Linked DNA regions of Homo sapiens: region 1 is linked to region 2. A link is a contact called in ENCODE Hi-C or POLR2A ChIA-PET data. All regions are on one chromosome and are shown on one strand. Each heading gives the region's core, a stretch centred on a gene start or an enhancer-like site at or near the end of the contact. The rest is flanking DNA. Distances are from core to core; before and after follow the strand shown.

What was found. Hi-C counts contacts between places; a loop is a spot of excess contacts on that map. ChIA-PET counts read pairs that join two places held with the same protein, here RNA polymerase II (POLR2A). Pooled maps may share reads with other maps.
Region 1: a loop to region 2 is called in a map of Caco-2, with 2.1 times the contacts of the local background. The contact joins two enhancer-like sites. A Hi-C loop is called at or near these places in 1 of 168 maps with a recorded cell type or tissue (Caco-2) and 1 of 50 pooled maps. POLR2A ChIA-PET finds 5 or more read pairs at or near these places in 5 of 52 experiments (A673, GM10248, GM12878 and 2 more).

Annotation. Positions count from the first base shown.
Region 1 is chr4:40,445,281-40,451,506 of GRCh38, reverse strand. All of the region lies in intron 3 of RBM47 (RNA binding motif protein 47), which reads left to right. Among named protein-coding and RNA genes, the nearest start is that of RBM47-AS1, 22 kb to the right of the region's middle. Within about 2 kb of position 2,431, at least 8 of the 41 ENCODE cell types and tissues checked have a DNase peak (open chromatin) inside an H3K27ac peak, as active enhancers do.
Region 2 is chr4:40,403,180-40,409,437 of GRCh38, reverse strand. No RefSeq gene overlaps it. Among named protein-coding and RNA genes, the nearest start is that of RBM47-AS1, 20 kb to the left of the region's middle. Within about 2 kb of position 4,622, at least 12 of the 41 ENCODE cell types and tissues checked have a DNase peak (open chromatin) inside an H3K27ac peak, as active enhancers do.

The DNA.
Region 1 (6,226 bases), core at 1,182-3,681, 44 kb before region 2:
GTCAGCAGTTCTCATGTGTCCATGTAGCAGCGGGGTCGGAATTTAAATGAGACAGTTGGATGCTTTAGACTGATTTCGGCAGTGATGTTTCTATGACCCAGGCCTGTCAAGTTTGCTGTGATGACAAGTCAATTAGACAACAGAACCATTCTTAACAAGCCTTTATGGTAGCTGTTGTTTTGTCTGAAAATTAAATTGATAGTGTTTCAACCAAATTAAATGAGTATTATTGTATCACAGAGACACTTACCTCAAACCCTTGAAAAATGTTGCACGTTTCTCAGTCTTGATAGCCTTGACTTTTTTTTTTTTTTTTTTTTTTGGTAGCTACTGCGCCTTGCCATGCTGCCCAGGCTGGTCTCGAACTCCTGGGCTCCAGCGATCCTCCCACCTCAACCTCACAAAGTGCTGGGATTACAGGCGTGAGCCACTGTGCCCGGCCAGCCTTGACTATTCGTAAGAGCCAGATCAAGACACCAGGCCCATGTTGAGGGAGGGCTGTAGAAAATAACAACTTCTTCTCTATTTAAAAAGTACCTACCATGTGTGCCAGTATATAATCATATTACACAGCTCCAAGATAGACTCCACCAGTAATTCTCGACAGAAAGCAATTTTATGCGCACCCCCTGCCCCCAGATTTGCAATGTCTGGAGACATTTCTGGTTGTCACAACATTGTGGAGGTAGGGGGCTTTTGCATCTAGTGGGTAGAGGACAGGGATGTTATGAAACATCTGAAAACACACAAGACAGCCCCTCATAACATAGAATTATCACAAATATCAATAGGGCTGAGGTTCAAAAACCCTGGGTTAGAGAACACCTATATTCCCTGAGCAGCTCAAATTCTGGGATTTTATGAAATTAGATAATATATGTGAAATAATTTTTTTTTTTCTTTTTTGAGACAGAGTCTTGTGTGTCACCCAGGCTGGAGTGCATTGGTGCGATCTTGGCTCACTGCAACCTCCGCCTCCCAGGTTCAAGCAATTCTTCTGCCTCAGCCTCCCAAATAGCTGGGACTACAGGTGCATGCCACCACGCCTGGCTAAGTTTTATATTTTTTTTTTTTCAGTAGAGACAGAGTTTCACTATGTTGGCCAGGCTGGTCTCAAACTCCTCAACTCAGGTGATCAGGCCGCCTCAGCCTCCCAAAGTGCTGGAATTATAGGCGTTAGCCACCTTGCCCAGCCTGAAAGAATTTTATAAATTGCAAAACACTGTATGAATTCAAGCTAGTGTTAAATGATAGAAGCCACTGTGGCTTCTCCTTCCTTTTCCTTTCTGGTGTCTGCCAGTCGGCCTTTCTGTTCCTTGCCAGATCCCTCAAAGGCTTAGGTCAAAGGAGCCAAGGTAAGGAGTGAAACTAGAAGTCCCTCCTACTGTTTGTTCATGGATTGGAAAAACGTTGGCCCGGGAGGCATATGTGTGCTGAATTTGTGAGTTTCATTTTTGTTGGTTTCAGCATTACCCCATCAACCTTTAGAGACAAAGTGTAAGTAATGCTTATTTAAAGGGAACAAGGCCAGGTGCGGTGGCTCACACCTATAAAACCAGCACTTTAGGAGGCCAAGGCAGGCGGATCATTTGAGGCCAGGAGTTCGAGACCAGGCTGGCCAACATGGTGAATCCTCATCTCTACTAAAAAAAGTACAAAACTTAGCTGGGCGTGGTGGTGCATGCCTGTAGTCCTAACTACTCCGGAGGCTGAGGCAGGAGAATCACTTGAACCCGGGCGGTGGAGGCTTCAGTGAGCTGAGATGGCGCCACTGCACTCCAGCCTGGGCGACAGAATGAGATTCCGTCTAAATAAATAAAGGGAACAAGATAATAGTTTCCTAACTGGTATTTGTGTGCTGCCAAACCCCTGCAGAAAATCTCCCCACTCCACCCCTTTCGGGAGGGTGGCTTCAGCCGTCTTGTAGTACACAGCAGGCCTCCCTGAGAACCCACAGCAAAAGGCCGCATTCTCAGGTGTGTGTTGATAGAAACGTCTGGGAAAATTGAGCCTCTTGGCTTTGCATCTGTTTATCATACACAAGCATTCATTGAATGATGTGCTTTGACATAACAAAATCTGTACAATCATCAACACAATTAAGACCCATTATGAATGAACGCTTTCTCAGATGAGCGAGGGGTGGGCAGAAGGCATGGCCCGGAATGTCATTATTCCCTTGTATCTTCAACCTCCCAGGATTTTACCTAAAGAAAGGAGAGTCAAGGAGAGATGTTTATGTGCCCCAAGGGCCATGCTTTTCAGTAGCAAGAGGTCCCTGCCTGTGATAGAAAAAAAGAGCCCGTGTTTCAAAGTCTTCGGCTTATTGTTTGACCTCCCAAGTAAATTCCATGTTCTGCCTCCATTTTGAGTGGAACTCCTTTTCCACTTTCAAACTCTGAGGTAATAGAAACATCCTGGTGCCAGGGGCCTGCCCGAGAGTGGGCGTGTCCTCTCCAATGTTTATTCTACTGGGTGGTGGTAACTTGGACCAAGGCAGTAAGATAAATGCTCAGGGTAAGGCCAAATCTTGGAAACCTTTTGCAGAAACTGTTTTTCTCTCTGATTTCCTACCCCACCCCCTCCTTCACCCCAAGTTTGGGGCAACATCTTCCTTTACCAAATAATCAAATAATTTTTCTGTAAACCATGAGGTTATTCTGAACTTTTGTGAGAGACTCCTCTCTAAAACACAAACTATGGCTTTTAAGTGGCATTCTTTAAAGTAATAATAATAATTGCCAAACTTTTTAAACAAATTGTGTGCCACACATTGCCAAATGTCACTTAGTCCTGGTGCTGTTACTAGAACCATCTTAGAGATGTGGAAATGGAACTAAGGTGATTTGCCTGAGGAGACACAGCTAGTAAGTGGCACAGTCATGACTTGAACTTAGATCTCTGACTCCAAAGCCTTTGCTCTTATGTGCATTGTGTGTGTTAGGTCATGCTTAAGACGTGATTATTAGGACAAAATTTTATGGTATGAATAAGGAACATCAAAATAGAAATCTAACCACAGAGATAGAATTATCTCTTGGATCAACACATTTTAAAACCCTCCACTGAATTAAATTCCAGGTAGTGATTGGAAGACACTGTACCCCACTGTATATAGCTTCAAATTGCAATTTGTCAGTTGGTCAGCAAATAAAGCTCTCCCAAGAATTCCAAATTGCATACTCATCTCAAACACACACACACACTCAAACACACACACTCACACTCACACACACACACTCTCACAGTCACACTCCAAGAGCTGTGAACCAAAGTTAACTTGTAGTCTTATTTATTTATTTATTTATTTTGAGATGGAGTCTCACTCTGTCACCCAGGCTGGAGTGCAGTGGCGCAGTCTCGGCTCACTGCAACCTCTGCCTCCCGGGTTCAAGCAATTCTCTACCTCAGCCTCCCGAGTAGCTGAGATTACAGGCACCCGCCACCATGCCTGGCTACTTGTTTTGTTTTTTTATTTTTTTATTTTTATTTTTTTGAGACGGAGTCTCTCTTTGTCACCCGGGCTGGAGTGCAGTGGCACGATCTCGGCTCACTGCAAGCTCCACCTCCCGGGTTCACGCCATTCTCCTGCCTCGGCCTCCAGAGTAACTGGGACTACAGGCGCCTGCCACCATGCCCGGCTAATTTTTTTGTATTTTTAGTAGAGATGGGGTTTCACTGTGTTAGCCAGGATGGTCTCGATCTCCTGACCTTGTGATCCACCCGCCTCAGCCTCCCAAAGTGCTGGGATTATAGGCGTGAGCCACTGCGCCTGGCCTGTTTTAAATTTTTAGTAGAGATGGGGTTTTACCATCTTGGCCAGGTTGGTCTTGAACTCCTGACCTTGTGATCCACCCGCCTCAGCCTTCCAAAGTGCTGGGATTACAGGCCTGAGCCAGTGCAGCGGACCGGTAGTCTTATTAATTCTAGAGTAAACTCATGCATGATTTTGATCCTAGGTAAACACTGGTATGTAAACATTGATAATATTTCCCAGTAGTACACTGGTATCCTTTGCCCTCTAAAATGTCCCAGTTCAAAGTTAAAATCCTAATGAAAGCTACTCTGAACAAACGCTAAAAAGAGAATTCAAATCCTTGATGATGTCTGCTTTACCTGTTTGCCTTGAAATTTTATTTTAACCCAACAAGTTCAAACTCTCCCTAAAACATAACAAAAATCCCTAGTTCAGAATAATAATAGCTTGATTTGAAGGTATATTTTTTCTGCTTGTTTTATATACAAAACTGTGAGTAAATGATTTATTTCAAATATATTGCCATGTTTATTTAATGCTAGCAGCCTTCAGTGAAGACTCATGCATTTTTAGTGTTGGGAAGAATAGCTGTGTGCTGGGAGGGTCCTACCTCAGGGGATTTGGCATCTACATAGATGGTTGGACATTTTGCATCCAATGTGGCAAGTCTCTTCATGTTCTTTCTGGGAGAGCTTCTGCAAAGTGCTTTAGCCAAGGATTAGGTGAGAAACAGGCTTACACATGGATGCATAAGCCACATCACCAGTGGAGAATCACACTGCCAGACAGCTTACCTGCTATGAAAGGAATCTGGGAGACTCTGATACACTAGTCTCCACCAGAACTCACAGGCTAGGCTTCTCTACTGACTGGTTTAAAGTTGGCTGGGATAACCTCTTGCCTGTTTTCCCATAAACACAGAATCCTACATGGGGCAAGATTCTTCCCTCCAGTTCAATTTTTTTTTTAAGTTTTATTGTCTTTTTTCCTTTTTTTTTTTTTTTTTTTTTTGAGACTGGGTCTTGCTCTGTCACCTAGGCTGGAGTACAGTGGCACAATCATAGCTCACTGCAGCCTTGACCTCCCAGGCTCAAGTGATCTTCCCACCTCAGCCTCCCAAATAGCTGGGACCACAGGTGTTACGCCACAACACCCAGCTAATTTTTTAAATTTTTGTAGAGATGGGGTCTCACTATGTTGCCCAGGCTAGTCTCAAGCTCCTGAGCTCAAGCAATTCTCCTGCCTCAGCATACCAAAGTGTTAGGATTAAAGGTATGAGTCACCACGCCCAGCCTTAAGTTCAGTTTTCTTGTGCTAACATTCCTTGATCACTTAGTGCTAGGTTCTGCACTAAGAACTTTACACAAATCATTTTACTTAATCCTCATCACAGCCCTATGATGAAAATCAGACTCCCAGGGTTCACACACCAGCTCTGATGCTCATTAACTGAGAATCTACTTAGCCTCTCTGTGCCTCAGTTTCCCTATCTGTAGGGTGGAGACCCTAGTCGTATACCATATAGACACTGTGAGGATTAGAATGAGTTAATATGCACAAGCATAGCACTCTGCCTGTCACATAATAGACATTCAGTAAACATTGGTTAATACAGTCATCATTTTAGAGATGAGAATATAGATTCTTAATGATGTTAAATGGCTTTTCTCAAGGTTCACAGCTAGAAGTAGAGGAACTAAGATTTGGACTTCAGACTGTCTGACTCTAGAGACTTGCATTTATTCAACATGCTACGAAGCCTAAACCAGAATGCCCAGTCCCTTTTAAAACTGTCACATGGTGAATGGATGAAACTGGGGAACTCTGTGTTATTTATCTAGATATTTTGATTTGCTCACAGATAAGTTTCTACTTCTGAAGTATACTTATTATTCATTCTGTCCACACTTCTGCCCCAAGCAAGAATCTCAACATTCAGGATATGGTATTTCACACTAGTCCCCAGACACCCCTGATATATTTAAAAGCAAAATTCTGATGGTATATGGGCTTTTAACTTGGGGAACTATGGCCTTATCAGAAACGAATGTTAACAATGTTGAGGTGTATGACCCTTTTGAAGCAGGCTCTGGTCAGTAACCATGAGTACAAATACCTCAATTCTCACCTATTTGGCATTTGAAGCGTAATTCAGTTAACTGAGTTCACTTAACTCAGAAGTCAGCTCCACAAGGACGAGGTCCACCATAGCTAGCACAGTATCTGGCACATAGCAGGTGGTCAATAACTATTTGCTGAATGAATGAATGAATGAATGAAAACAAACCCTCTTGTATCTCTTTTGGAATTTTAAGAAATTATTAATATATAAGTGTCAGGAGCTGAGCCAACAACCTTCATCAGATATTTTCTTCTTCCATGTCTCATAAATTTGGCCATTGGAGTTAAACGGAAAACAGCTTGGAAGAGGGGGAAAGGCAGCTAAACAACACTGTCTTTTTTTTTTTT
Region 2 (6,258 bases), core at 3,373-5,872:
CGGCCTTTTTTTGTTTCTTGTACTTTTGGTGTCACATCTGAGAATCCATTGTCAAATCCAAGGTCATGCAGATTTTCCCTTATGTCTTATTTGAAGAATTTTATAGTTTATAGTTAGATCTTTGATTCATTTTTAGTTAATCTTTGCTTATTGTGTGATATAAGGGTCCAACTTCATTCTTTTTGATATTTCATTGTCCCAGCACAATTTGTTGAAGACCATTATTTCCCTATTGAGCAGTCTTGGCACCCTTATCATAAATCAATTGACCATAGATGTATGGGTTTGTTTCTAGATTCTCAATTCTATTTCACTGGTCTACATGTCTACCCTTATGCTGGTACTGCACCATCTTGATTACCATAGCTTTGTAGTAAGTTTTAAAATTGGGAAGATGCTAATGTACCTTCAAAAATAAAAATAAGGCCGGGCATGGTAGCTCATGCCTGTAATCCCAGCACTTTGGGAGGCCAAGGTGGGTGGATCACCTGAGGTCGGGAGTTTGAGACCAGCCTGACCAACATGGTGAAACTCTGTCTCTACTAAAAATACAAAAAATTAGCCGGGTGTGGTGGTGTGCACCTGTAATCCCAGCTACTAGGGCGCCTGAAGCAGGAGAATCACTTGAACCTGGGAGACAGAGGTTGCAGTAAGCCAAGATCATGCCATTGCACTCCAGCCTGGGCAACAAGAGCAAAACTCCATCTCAAAATAAAGAAATAAATAAAAATAAAATAAATAAATAAGTAAAATAAAATCAAATTGGAAAGAGTGAGTCCTCTAACTTTATTCTTCTTTTTCAAGATTATTTTGGCTATCAGGGTCCCTTGTAATTTTGTATAAATTTTAGGATCAATTTTTCCATTTCTTCAAAAAAAACTGTTGGGACTTTTATAAGTAAGTGTTGCATTGAATCTGTAGATCACTTAGTGAAGTATTGCTCTCTTAACAAAATTAAATGATCCAATTCATGAACACAAGATGTTTTTCCTATTTACATGTTCTTTATTTATTTCAGCAATGTTTTATAGTTTTTAGTGTACAAGTCTTTTGTTTGTTTCTATCCTTTTTTTTTTTTTTTTTTTTTTTGAGACAGGGTCTCACTGTGTTACCCAGGGTGGGTCCACACTCCTAGGCTCAAGCAATCCTCCTGCCTCAGCCTCCCAAAGTGCTGGCATTACAAGTGTGAGCCACCATGCCCAGTGTCAGTGTACAAGTCTCCTATATCTTAGTTAAATTTATTCCAAAGTATTTTATTCTTTTTGATGCTATTGTAAATGGAATTGTTAATTTCATTTTTGGATTATTTCTAGTATATAAAATTACATCTGATTTTTGTGTGGTTTTAGCACCCATTTTAGTTATTTGTTTCATTTCTCAGATTATTCAGAATATGGAAGGGGAAAACAAGTGCTATTTACCAGGATTCTTTCAGAAACCAATACTTGATATACATACATTTGGCAGCCAAGAACATGAGATAAAGAAGATCAGACAGGAAGAACATGCACAATGACAAAGGAGGCAGGATGCAAATAGAACTTTGAGGAACATCAACAATTAGAGGGCAGTTAGAAAAAGAGGAGCCATGCATGTATCTGAGAAGCCACAGTCAGAGAAGCAGGAGGGTGGATTAGTCCGTTTTCATGCTGCTGATAAAGACATACCCAAGACTGGGCAATTTACAAAAGAAGGTGGTTTAATGGACTTACAGTTCCACATGGCTGGGGAGGCCTCACAATCATGGTGGAAGGCAAGGAGGAGCAAGTCACGTCTTACATGGATGGTGGGAGGTAAAGAGTGAGCTCATGCTGGAAAACTACCCCTTATAAAATCATCAGATCTCATGAGACTTATTCACTATTATGAGAACAGAATTGGAAAGACCTGCCCCCATGATTCAATTACCTCCCACCAGGTCCCTCCCACAACACATGGGAATTTGAGATGAGATTTGGGTAGGGACACGGCCAAACCATATCATTCTGCCCTGGCCCCTCCCAAATCTCATGTCTTCACATTTCAAAACCAATCACACCTTCTTAACAGTCCCCCAAAGTCTTAAGTCATTTCAGCATTAACTCAAAAGTCCCCAATCCAAAGTCTCATTCCAGACAAGGCAAGCCCTTCTGCCTATAAGCCTGTAAAATTGAAAGCAAATTAGTTATTTCTTAGATACAATGGGAGTACAGGCATGGGTAAATACAGCCATTACAAATGGGAGAAATGGGCCAGAACAAGGGACTACAGGCCCCATGCAAGTCTGAAATCCAGCAGGGCAGTCAAGTCTTAAAGCTCCAAAATGGCCTCCTTTGCTTCCATGTCTCACATCCAGGTCACACTGATGCAAAAGGTGGGTTCCCATGGTCTTGGGCAGCTCCACCCCTATGGCTTTGCAAGGTACAGCCTCCCTCCCAGCTTCTTTCACAGGCTGGTGTTGAGTGTCCGTCACTTTCAGGCACACGGTGCAAGCTGTCAGTGGATCTACCATTCTGGAGTCTGGAGGATGATGGTCCTCTTCTCACAGCTCCACTAGGCAGTGCCCCAGTAGGGACTCTGTGTAGGGGCTCTGACCCCACATTTCCTTTCCACACTACCCTAGCAGAGGTTCTCCATGAGGGCCCCGCCCTGCAGCAAACTTATGCCTGGGCATCCAGGTGTTTCCATACATTCTCTGAAATTTAGGTGGAGGTTCCCAAACCCCAATTCTTGATTTCTGTGCACTTGCAGGCTCAACACCATATGGAAGTGGCCAAGGCTTAGGGCTTGCACCCTCTGAAGCCATGGCTCAAGCTCTACATTGGCCCCTTTCAGCCACGGCTGGAGGAGTGGCTGAGATGCAGGGCACCAAATCACTAGACTGCACCCGGCCCACAAAACCATTTTTTTTCTCCTAGGCCTCTGGGCCTGTGATGGGAGTGGCTGCAAAGTTCTCTGACATGCCCTGGAGACATTTTCCCCATTGTCTTGGTGATTAACATTTGGCTCCTCATCACGTATGCAAATTTCTGTGGCCAGCTTGAATTTTTCCCCAGAAAATGGGACTTTCTTTTCTATCACATTGTCAGGTTGCAAATTTTCCGAACTTTTATGCTCTGCTTCCCTTGTAAAACTGAATGCCTGAGCCAGGCATGGTGGCTCACGCCTGTAATCCTAACACTTTGGGAAGCAAGGTGGGTGGATCACCTGAGGTCAGGAGTTCAAAACCGGCCTGGCCAACATGGTGAAACCCCATCTCTACTAAAAATACAAAAAATTAGCCAGGCGTGGTGGTGCATGCCTGCAATCCCAGCTACTTGGGAGGCTGAGGCAGAAGAATTGCTTGAACCTGGGAGGCAGAGGTTGCAGTGAGCTGACATTGCACCATTGCACTACAGCCTGGGCAACAAGAGTGAAACTCCATCTCAAAAAACAAAACAAAAAAAACTGAATGCCTTTAACAGCACCTAAGTCACCTCTTGAATGCTTTGCTTCTTAGAAATTTCTTCCGCCAGATACCCTAAATCATCTCTCTCAAGTTCAAATTTTCACAAATCTCTAGGGCAGGTGCAAAATGCTGCCAGTCTCTTTGCTAAAACATAACAAGAGTCACCTTTGCTCCAGTTCCCAACAAGTTCCTCATTTCAGCTGAGACCACCTCAGCCTGGATTTCATTGTCCATATCATTATCAGCATTTTGGTCAAAGCCCTTCAACAAGTCTCTAAGGAGTTCCAGTCTTTCCCACATTTTCCTGTCTTCTTCTGAGCCCTCCAAACTGCCCAACCTCTGCCTGTTACCCAGTTCCAAAGTTGCTTCCACATTTTTGGGTATCTTTCCAGCACTGCCCCACTCTACTGGTACCAATTTACTGTATTAGTCTGTTTTCACGCTGCTCATAAAGACATACCTGAGTTTATATATATTTTTTATTTCTATTTTTCTTGTATTTACAAGCCCATAACTAACATCGTAAGGTTTATGTATTTTACTTTCAGTAATGGCTGTGTTTAACCATTGGCTTGTCTAATTTCTGAAAATTTCACAATCAGCTCTCAGGAACCAGCAAAAGCCAGCTCCAGCCTGGGCTATAGGCATACTTTGAGCTAAGTGACACGTCCTTGCACAAAAGGAAGAGCAAGGACCACGGGGTCAGACAGACCTTTCTCAGACTTTCTTCTTAAGATAATCTGGGCCAGTCACTGAATCTCAGTTTCTTTATCAATAAAATAGGTGATAATATTAACCTCTTGAGGTTGTGATAAAGATTAGAGATCAATATGTAGAGACTGATCCATAATAAGGGTTCAAAATTACCAGAATAATCTTATTTTGCTATAGCTTTAAGCACAGCTTTAATACACAGAAAGATAATTGGGAGTGACCCAGGGTACAGTTGAGAGTTACCACGTCCCTCATTAAGTGTGGCATTTGTGTGAGGAAACAGATGCACAGAAGTTTCGCTTACTATATACTTCGCATGGACAGAGCACTGGAAACCTTTTCTCCAGCAGTATGGGAACAGGGCGAGCAGAGTATCAAGCTTGTGACAACCCTAGAAATGAGTGACTCAGCCTGTGATTGTATGGCCCCTCCAAGGCCTTCCTGGCTCCCCAGATGTATCCCTGACAGATGACTCAGAAACTTGACAACTCCACCTTTTAAATCTCAAATGTGTTACCTAAGTGGAGCAAGTTTCCCTTGAGCACGTCACATGGATCAGCTTATCAGTCAGCCCGGAGGACAGAGAACAGGGCCCCAGAGGAAAGGCACATGGGACAGGTAGTGTTTACGGGACAGAGGGAAGGAGGACTAGGGCAGAGGTTCTGGTGTGGAGTAGGGCCTTGCAGGGGACGGCTGGGACATGAAGGAAGGAAAAGACACCAAGCAGCAGGAGAGGGATGGGGCAAGAAGAGACACAAACCCAGCTCGGCCCCAACTCCCAGGGCTGTGAGGAACCTCTGATTTCACACCACCATATGAGAAAGCTAACATTCTCTTTGCTTTCTGTGTCCTCAGCGACAAGGGCCATGGATACAACTAATCAGGAAGTAAGTGCACAGTGGCTGGCACTTGATCCAACTTTAACTCGTTTGTCAACATTTCACAGCCTTTTTGGAGAGGTCTATGGAAAGCTGAGCTGAGAGCTATAATTCTTTCGTTCTGAGGAGGCCAGGTAGTTTCTTCTCCCTGTTGTACTGGTCTCTTACGAAACAGCAGCGCTTGCAACCTGCCAATCATGTCATGCCATGTCTTAGATGTGGAAAATCCAGCATTCTGACAAACCCACCAACAAAACAGGGTCTCACTTTAGAGAGTGGTGGCTGAGAGAGTGTTGGAAACCTGGCTTTGGCTGGGCGTGGTGGCTCACGCCTGTAATCCCAGCACTTTGGGAGACTGAGCCAGGCTGATCACCTGAGGTCAAGAGTTCGAGACCAGCCTGGCCAACATGGTGAAACTCCATCTCTACTAAAAATACAAAAAAAAAATTAGCCAGGTGTGGTGGCAGGAGCTTGTAATCCCAGCTACTTGGGAGGATGAGGCAGGAGAATCGCTTGAACCTGGGAGGTGGAGGTTGTAGTGAACCAAGATCACACCACTGCACTCCAGCTTGGGTGATAAGAGTGAAACACTGTCTCAAAAAAAAAAAAAAAAAAAAAAAGCAAAGAAAGAAAGAAAAGAAAAGGAAACCTGACTTTGTGCTAAGCTGGGGGGCTCCCCTGGGCAAGTCACCTGCCTTCTCTGGGCTTCCATTTTCTTTGTGTGAATCAGAGATTATAGCACCTATCCTGCAAGGTTGTGGTGAGGAGACATAAGGCAGGTAAAAGCTTTACCCTATAGCAGGTAACACAGTAGGAGCTTAATAAGTTGGGGCGACTGGTGTTATTTATACTGGGCCTGCGTGACCTTGGGCAAGTTATTTCATCTTTCTGCGTCTTAGTTTCCTCATTTGTGCACTGTGGGCCAGATGATCCAGGAGACATCTACTGGTTCTGCATTCTATTATTCTACGACAAACAAGATTCTTTGCCTTAGCTCTGGCCCTGCCTATCTAAGTAAGGGATTAGGCCATTTGCTTTTGCTGTTGCAATGCTCAGATAGCAAAGGCCTTTGACAACTGAGAAGGCTTGTTCACTCCCTCCCCTTGAACTGAGTTCTGAGGCTGTGGGACAAGGAGCAAACTGGAGTGTTTCTCTAAACACAGGATTAGAAAGGAGGCAGGGGTGCTGGGCAGCAGGACCTGGGTGTGTTGCGAACGGCCTAGAGCAGGGCTAAGGTCA